Linked DNA regions of Homo sapiens: region 1 is linked to region 2. A link is an interaction called in ENCODE POLR2A ChIA-PET data of the cell type or tissue named here. Cell type or tissue: PC-9. All regions are shown on one strand. Links, peaks and the distances in the headings refer to the core of each region. The heading gives the core; the rest is flanking DNA. Region 1 has its middle 40 kb from the start of LPCAT1. Region 2 overlaps AHRR (aryl hydrocarbon receptor repressor).

The links. Peaks named below come from ENCODE experiments on the same cell type or tissue, not always from the same donor. Only the 100,000 strongest peaks of a DNase experiment are listed, where the experiment ranks them.
Region 1: POLR2A ChIA-PET joins it to region 2 with 10 read pairs; 1 of 35 experiments calls an interaction of 5 or more read pairs at or near these places.

Annotation. Positions count from the first base shown.
Region 1 is chr5:1,561,969-1,566,361 of GRCh38, forward strand. No RefSeq gene overlaps it. Among named protein-coding and RNA genes, the nearest start is that of LPCAT1, 40 kb to the left of the region's middle. RefSeq lists an enhancer at 3,741-4,393. In PC-9, for the core only: no CTCF peak of the experiment used is centred there; DNase peaks (open chromatin) are centred at 2,293 and 3,443; H3K27ac peaks cover 467 bases.
Region 2 is chr5:327,634-332,026 of GRCh38, forward strand. All of the region lies in intron 1 of AHRR (aryl hydrocarbon receptor repressor), which reads left to right. All of the region lies in intron 3 of PDCD6-AHRR (PDCD6-AHRR readthrough (NMD candidate)), which reads left to right. Among named protein-coding and RNA genes, the nearest start is that of AHRR, 8.1 kb to the left of the region's middle. In PC-9, for the core only: no CTCF peak of the experiment used is centred there; a DNase peak (open chromatin) is centred at 1,948; H3K27ac peaks cover 437 bases.

The DNA.
Region 1 (4,393 bases), core at 321-4,320, 1.2 Mb after region 2:
TATATGCATAAACTAATAAACACATATACACACGTGCACACACTCACATATTTACCAACATACAAACATGCATACACTCACACACACACACACACCGACACACACATATGTAGAAATTCATAACAGACACACACCAACACATGACCATACATCTACAAACTTATAAACGCACACACACACACACATCGACACTCATACATACAAATTCATAACACAGACACACACCAACGCAATACCATACATCTACAAACTTATAAACACACACACACACATCGACACTCATACATACAAATTCATAACACAGACACACACCAATGCAATACCATACATCTACAAACTTATAAACACACACACACACACATCGACACTCATACATACAAATTCATAACACACACACCAACGCAATACCATACATCTACAAACTTATAAACGCACACACACACACATACATACAAATTCATAACACAGACATACACCAACACAATACCATACATCTACAAACTTATAAATGCGCACACACACACACACACTGACATACATACAAATTCATAACACAGACACACACCAACGCAATACCATACATCTACAAACTTATAGACACACACACACACACACATCGACACTCATACATACAAATTCATAACACAGACACACACCAACGCAATACCATACATCTACAAACTTATAAACGCACACACACACACCCCAGCAATACATGTGTGTTAATCTGTTTGTGCTACTATAACGAAATGCTTCTTGCTGGGTAACTGATGAAGAACAGGTTGTTTTCTTGCACAGTTCTGGGGGCTGTGAAGTCCCACATCGAGGCACCAGCCTTAATCCACCCTCCGCCCTCATGACCTAAGCTCCTCCCAAAGGCCCCACCCCCAACACTGTTGTACTGGATATTAAGGTTCCAACACATGGATTTTGGGGGACCCATTCAGACCATAGCAGCATTCATACACACAAACTCTTACCCTTGAAAATTAAAACCCTCACACTGAACTGAGGTCCTGAATCCTCCTCTCTGTTCCAGACTCCACTCAGCTCAGCCTCAGCCCCAGGACTCCTTGTTCCCAGGGAGTTCAGTTCCCCGCAGCAGCTCCAGCTGGGCCTCCTCGCCCGGAATGGGCTGGGTCGCTCCAGGGCCTCAACGTGCTCGGCCATCACCACGCTTTAAGGGGTCTCAGGAGGTAGCAGGATGCATCGTGCCATTGGTCACGCAGGCTGCACGCTCCTCAGCCCCTAGAGCAGCGGTCCTAAACCACACTCTGTGCCAGCCGCAGGCCGGGTGAGCACAGAACAGAGGCAGCTCTCGGGACGAGAAGGAAGCTTTCTGGAAATGCCTCCCTGGCTGAGCCTGGTCAAGCGGCTGCGAGCCCACACCAGGCAGCTTCCAGGGCCCAGGAACTGATGCCACATTGGGGACCCCTCCTGTCAGGAGGCTGATGCGGCCCCACACGCTGGCTGGCCACGTGCGGGAGGGTCTCCGGGGGCTGCTGCCTCATGTCTCTGCCTCTGCTTTTCTGGAGGACAGCCCCTAGACAGGCTCCTGAGATGTGGCCGCTGCTGCTGCTCCCCTCACTCACTGGAAGCGCATGGTCTGGAGCTCACCCCAGAATCCTTGGGTGGTTTTCACCCACAGCCTGTAGAAAAGCCACATGGATTCAAGGCCATGCCTCTGCACCATGTCCTCTGTCCCTGAAGGCAGAGGGGACTTGGAGCTGGCCCCAGCATGGCCATCCCAGCTGTGCCCAGGAGCCACCTTCTCACACCCAGTTGAGGGCCTGGTAAAGCAGCACCCCCAGCAACAGCTATACAAAGAGCCCCTCTGGCCAGCCCTGCCCCCCACCTTTCCTTGTGGAGGGTCCTCAGGTCCAAGGTCCTCAGGGTTTTGCTAAGGCCCGTCGGGGGCCCTGCTCTGCAGAAGCAGTCTCCTCCTGTGGACAAGGCTACCGGCACTCACAATGCCAAAAAGCAGCAGAGCCTGCAGGCCACAGAAGCCACGAGCCAGGGCAGCTGCAGGCACTCACCTGGTGACTGGCACCCTGGCCCACCGGCATCCGAGATTCTCCTCCGCACCTCCCCCTGTCCTCCTCACCTCCCCTATGTCCTCCTCACCTTCCCCCACAACCCCATCCTCTGGGCTGTGACTTCCCACCCTCTGGGTCCTGGCACAGTGTCTGGCCTCCCAGAGAGGGGTGAGGTTGAGAGAGGCTGACAGGCGTCTCCGACATGAGTCAGCCCATTCAGTTCCTTTTCCAGGGGCCACACTGAGTCAGCCCATTCGGTTCCTTTTCCAGGGGCCACACTGAGTCAGCCCATTCGGTTCCTTTCCCAGGAGCCACACTCGAAGTCACAAGAGCCTTGACATGTTGCGGTGACCGCCTGCTGCCGGGGCTGACTGGCTTGTGACCCCGGCACCTGGAGGCCTGTCTCAGATCCAACCCATCCTGCCCACCACATTTTCTGGACAAACCCTTGTCCCCAGGGAGACAGTGGCTACTGGTCCCTGAGTTTCTCAGGGAGTTGGGCCTGCCCCTTGGGATCTGGAGGCCCCTGCAGTGTGGGGAGGAGGGGCCGCTCCTGGTGTCACAGGGGAGGGAGCTCAGCAGGCAGGGGAGAACCTCGCAGAGGCTCAGAGCTGGGATGGGACGGGCAACGTGCGGCTCTTCAAAGGTGACTGTGGCTGTTTGTTCATTTCAGAATATCCCTTAAGCCAACTCTCTCCAGCAGGTGAATTATAGAATCAACACAGTGCTTGAAATATCTAAACCTTTGAAGAAATCCCTAAAAGGATGACATGAAAGTATTAAGTTTATTTTAATCAATTCCGCTAAATATGTGGATGGATAGAGGCCATGTTTTAAGACAACCTCCAGCAAATTAAGGTGAACAGTTCTGCAGAGTAATGAAGATCATGCCTAGAGTATACCTCCGAGGTCCTGGGAGTCCTGGGCACAGGCGGGACCCAGAGGACAAGGGTGAGTCCATCCACAGGCGGGTCTGTGCACTGGTGAACTTAGAGAGTGCAGGATGTTCCCAGTGTTGTCTGGATTTCCAGGCTTTGCTTTGCACCTTGCCTCCCTCTGGCCCTCTTGCTCCTGGCCTGGCTCCGGCTGCCCCTCCATGCAGCGCCGCCCTCTGTGCAAGGCTCTGAGTGGGGCTGCCTGGAAGAGGAGCCCAAGGCCTCCTCACCCCTCCTGGAGCCGGTAGCTGGGGGTCCCACCCAACATCGCCCTGTGGCATCTGCCCAAACGCCCCATGGGCATCCTGCCTCCCTGCACCTGGTGAAAGTTCTGTGGGAGGCGCTCTCCATTCCTGCCAGGTCTTTATCATACCATGCTCTGGGCAATGTTTTTGTTAAATAAGATAACATGAGCCCTCTCCAAGTTACCTGTCCTGCAGGGTGCAGGGTGGCGACTCATGCCCAGGCGAGTGACCTTCACCAGCCTGTCCTGGATTAGCCGGTGACTATGCAAGACATCCGATTGTGCAGCTTAGAGCCAGAGCTGCTGTGCAGGGTGCTGCCCCCGAGCCATCCCAGCGCATCCTGGCGTGGAGCAGGGTCACGGCTGGATTAAGGGGAAGGTGAAGTGGGGTCAGTGCCCTGCCCCCTGGACACACAGCAGGGGGCTGCTCCTGGGCATGGCCTTGGGACGTGAGGTGCAACTGGCTACGCACACTGGCCAGGGGAGGACCCCTCTTCGCCTCCACACTGCACGCCCCTTCCCTGGTTTTCCTGCTTTTGCTTCCTGACCTGTGTCCGCCAGCACACACCCATCAGCTGGAGGGCAGAGGAGCCCTCTCCCCAGTAAGGACTCACCCAGGCCGAGGAGCCCAGGTGGACAGCAAGGTTGCCATGAGCAGGGACCGTCCTGAGTCCAGTCCAGTCCCCCCTAGGGGCATGTCAGCCTGGTGGGCAGAGCTCTGTGCCCTTGAGGCCCACCAGGTTTGGAGGCTGGACAGGTGAAGACACCCCGGTGCCATGTGGCTGAGTGGACGTGGCAGGCAGAGCGAGGACAGAGGGAGGGGCACGTGCTAGTGCCAGAAGGAGGCTGCCCACGGCCAAGTGGCCGACACTGGTCTTCCCAGCCAGCATGGAGAGTGCCAGAGGCATCGGGTGGCCCCTGGGGAACGCAACTGGCCAGACAACGGGCTGAAGCCAGGGAAGGCCTGGGCGCCTGCCAGACCACCCTGGCACTTCCTGTCACTGTGGCCTCCACTGCTGCATACTGGGCCCCCAGGGTGCCACGACCATGGCCATGGCCAGCCCCGGAGGATGGCCAGGGGCGGCCCACACTGTGGGCTCATGTCCCCTGTCCTGGAGGCAGCAACCGTGTGCCGGGACCCACCTCAGGGGAGGCTGTCGGGGGCAGGGGGGTAGGGC
Region 2 (4,393 bases), core at 66-4,065:
TAGGTTTATTCCATCTCTTTGCGATTGTGAATAGTGCTGCAATAAACATATGAGTGCAGGCGTCTTTTTGATATATTGATTTCTTTTCCATTGGGTATAGACCTAGTAGTGGGACTGCTGGATTAAATAGCAGTTCTATTTTATTTTATTTTATTTTATTATTACTATACTTTAAGTTCTAGGGTACATGTGCACAACGTGCAGGTTTGTTACATATGTATACATGTGCCATGTTGGTGTGCTGCACCCATTAACTCGTCATTTAGCATTAGGTATATCTCCTAATGCTATCCCTCCCCGCTCCCCCTACCCTACAACAGTCCCCAGAGTGTGATGTTCCCCTCCCTGTGTCCATGCGTTCTCATTGTTCAATTCCCACCTATGAGTGAGAACATGCGGTGTTTGTTTTTTTGTCCTTGTGATAGTTTGCTGAGAATGATGGTTTCCAGTTTCATCCATGTCCCTACAAAGGACATGAACTCATCATTTTTGATGGCTGTGGCAGTTCTATTTTTGATTCTTTGAGAAATCTCCATGCTGTTTTCCATAGAGGCTGTACTAGTTTACATTCCCGCCAATAGTGTATGAGTTCCCTTTTCTCTGCATCCTCACCAACATCTGATTTTTTTTTTTTTTTTTTTTTTTTTTTTTTGAGACAGAGTCTCCCTCTGTCGCCCAGGCTGGAGTGCAGTGGTGCAATCTCAGCTCACTGCAACCTCTGCCTCCTGGGTTCAAGCAATTCTCCTGCCTCAGCCTCAGAGGCACCCATCACCATGCCAGCTAATTTTTGTATTTCTAGTAGAGATGCAGTTTCACCATGTTGGTCAGGCTGGTCTCCAACCCCTGACCTCAAGTGATCCACCCACCTCGGCCTCCCAAAGTTCTGGGATTACAGGCATGAGCCACTGCACCTGGCCGTCTTTTTAATAATAGCCATTCTGACTGGTGTAAGATGATATCTCATTGTTGTTTTATTTTGCATTTCTCTGATGATTAGTGATGTGGGGTATTTTTTCATATACCTGTTGGCCATTTGTATCTCTTCTTTTAAAAACTGTCTATTCATGTCCTTTGCTTACTTTTTAATGGGATCACTTGGGTTTTTTTGTTGTTGCCATCGTTCAATTGTTTGAGTTCCTCGTATATTCTGGTTACTACTCCCCTGTTGGATGAATAGTTTGCAAATATTTTCTCCCGTTTAACAGGTTATATTGTCACTCTGTTTATTATTTCTTTTGCTGTGCAGAAGGTTTTTAGTTTAAGACCCATACTATAGTCTGTGGTGTAATTTGAAATCATGTAGTGATATGGTTAGGTTTTGTGTCCCCACCCAAATCTCATCCTGAATTATAATCCTCAGGTGTTTAGGGAGAGACCTGGTGGGAAGTGATTGGATTATGGGGGCAGTTTCCTCCATGCTGTTCTCATGACAGTGAGTGAATTCTCATAAGATCTGATGGTTTGATAAATGGTAGTTTTTCCTGCGCTGACACACACACCTCTGTCTTTTTTGGTCCTTATGAATTTTAGGATTATTTTTCTTTTTCTCTTTTCTTCTCCTCCTCCTTCTTCTCTCTTTTTTGCTTCGAGATGGGATCTTGCTTTGTCACCCAGGCTAGAGTGCATTGGCGCATAGCTCACTGCAACCTCGAATTCCTGGGCCCAAGAGATTGTCTGGCCTCTGCCTCCTGAGTAACTGGACTATGGGTGTGTGCCACCATGCCTGACTAATTTTAAATTAAAATATGTTTTTGTAGAGATGAGGTCTCACTGTGTTGTTCAGGCTGGTCTCAAACTCCTGGCCTCAAGCAGTCTTCTTGCTTTGGCCTCCCAAAGTGCTAGGATTACAAGTGTGAGCTACCATGCCCAGCCTGAGATTGTTTTTTCTAATTCTGTGAAAAATTACTTTGGTATTTTGATAGGGATTATACTGAATCTATAGATTGCCTTGGGCAGTGTGGTCATTTTAACAATGTGAATTCTTCTGATCTATGAACATGGATGTTTTCGTGTTTGTGTCATCTACAATTTTCTTTCATCAGTGTTTTGTAATTTTCCTTGTAGAGTTTTATTCTCAGGTATTTTTTAATGGTTATTGTAAATGAGATTGTCTTCTTGATTTCTTTCTCAGCTAGATCATTATTGGTGTAAAGAAATGCTACTGATTTTTATATGTTGCTTTTGTATTCTACAACTTTACTGAATTCACTTATCAAATCTAAGAGTTTTTTTGGTAGAATCTTTAGGTTTTTTTAGATATAAAATCATATTGGCAGATAGGAATAATTTGACTTCCTCTTTTCCAGTCTGAATGCCTTTTATGTACTTTCTCCTGCCTGATCGCTCTGGATAGGACTTTCAGTATTATATTGAATAGGAGTGGTGAAAGTGGGCATTCTTGTCATGTTCCAGTTCTTAGGGGAAATGCTTTCAACTTTTCCTCATTCAGTATGATGTTAGCTGTGGGTCTGTAATAAATAGCCTTTATTATTTTGTGGTATGTTCCTTCTGTGCCTAGTTTTTTGAGGATTTTTATCATTAAGGGATCTGAAATTTATTAAAGGCATTTTCTGCATCTATTGAGTTGATCGTATGGTTTTTGTCCTTGATTCTGTTTATGTGATGTATTACATTTATTAATTTGCATATGTTGAACCATCCTTGTATCCCTGATACAAAGCCTACTTGATTGTGGTATATTATCTTTCTGATGGGCTGTTGGATTCAGTTAGTTAATATTTTGTTGAAGATTTTTTTTGAGACAGGGTCTCACTCTGTCACCCAGGCTGGACTACAGTGGCACCATCTTGGCTCACTGTAACCTCTGCCTCCTAAGTTCAAGCAATTCTCATGCCTCAGCCTCCCGAGTAGCTAGGCTTACAGGTGCACACCACCATGCCCTGATAATTTTTGCATTTTTAGTAGAGACAGCATTTTGCCGTGTTGGGCAGGCTGGCCTCAAATTCCTGGCCTCAAGTGATCCACCTGCCTTGGCCTCCCAAAGTGGGATTACAGTGTGAGCCACTGTGCGCCGCGGAGGATTTTTGAGTCTATGTTCATCAGGGATATTGGTCTGTAGTTTTCTTTTTCTGTTGTGTCTTTGTCTGATTTTGGTATCTGCGTGATATGGGCCTTCTAGAATGAGTTAGGGAGCATTCTCTCCTACTCAATTTTTTGGAACAGTTTCAGGAAGATTGGTCTTAGTTCTTTTTTTGCATGTTTGGTATAATTCAGCATTTTTTTTTTTTTTTTTTTTTTGAGACAGAGTCTCGGTCTGTCACCCAGGCTGGAGTGCAATGGTGTGATCTCGGCTCACTGCAAGCTCCGTCTCCTCCCGGGTTCATGCCGTTCTCCTGCCTCAGCCTCCCGAGTAGCTGGGACTACAGGCGCGTGCCACCATGCCCAGCTAATTTTTGTATTTTTAGTAGAGACGGGCTTTCACCATGTTGGCCAGGATGATCTTGATCTCTTGACCACGTGATCCACCCGCCTCGGCCTCCCAAAGTGCTGGGATTACAGGCGTGAGCCACTGCGCCTGGCCAGTTGTGAGCTTTTCTTTTGGGGGAGGTTTTTAATTACTGATTAAATCCCACTTTTCATTACTTATCTGTTCAGGTTTTCTATTTATTCCTGGTTCAGTCTTGGGAGATTGTATGTTTCCAGGAATTTATCCATTTCCTCTAGGTTTTCTAATCTGTGAGCATATAGTTGTTCATAATAGTCTCTGATGATCTTTTGTATTTCTGTGGTATTAGTGTTTTCCTTTTTCATTTCTGATTTTGTTTATTTGGGTCTTCTCTCTGTTAGTCTAGCAGTCTCTATTTCGTTTAGCACTGCTCTGGTCTTTGTTATTTCTTTTCTTCTGCTAATTTTGGTTTGGTTTGTTCTCGCTTTTCTAGTTCTTTGAGGCACATAATTAGATTGTTAACTTGTAATCTTTCTACTTTTTTGATATAGACATTTAATACTATAAACCAGGGGTCCTCAACCCCCAGGCCTCGGACCGGTACCTGTCCATGGCTCGCTAGGAACCAGGCCAAACAGCAGGAGTGAGTGGTGGACGGGTGAGCATTACCACCTGAGCTCTTCCTCCTGTCAGATCAGCAGCAGCATTAGATTCTCATAGGAGCACAAACCCTATTGTGAACTGTGCTTACGAAGGATCTAGGTTGCACGTTCCTTATGATAATCTAATGCCTAATAATCTGAGATGGAACAGTTTCATCCCAAAACCATCCCTACCGACATCTGCAGTCAGTGGAAAAATTGTCTTCCACAAAACCAGTACATGATGCCAAAAAGGTTGGGGACCACCACTATAAACTTCCCTCTTAGCACTGCTTTTGCTATATCCCATAGGTTTTTAAAGTATGTCGTGTTTAATTTTCATTTG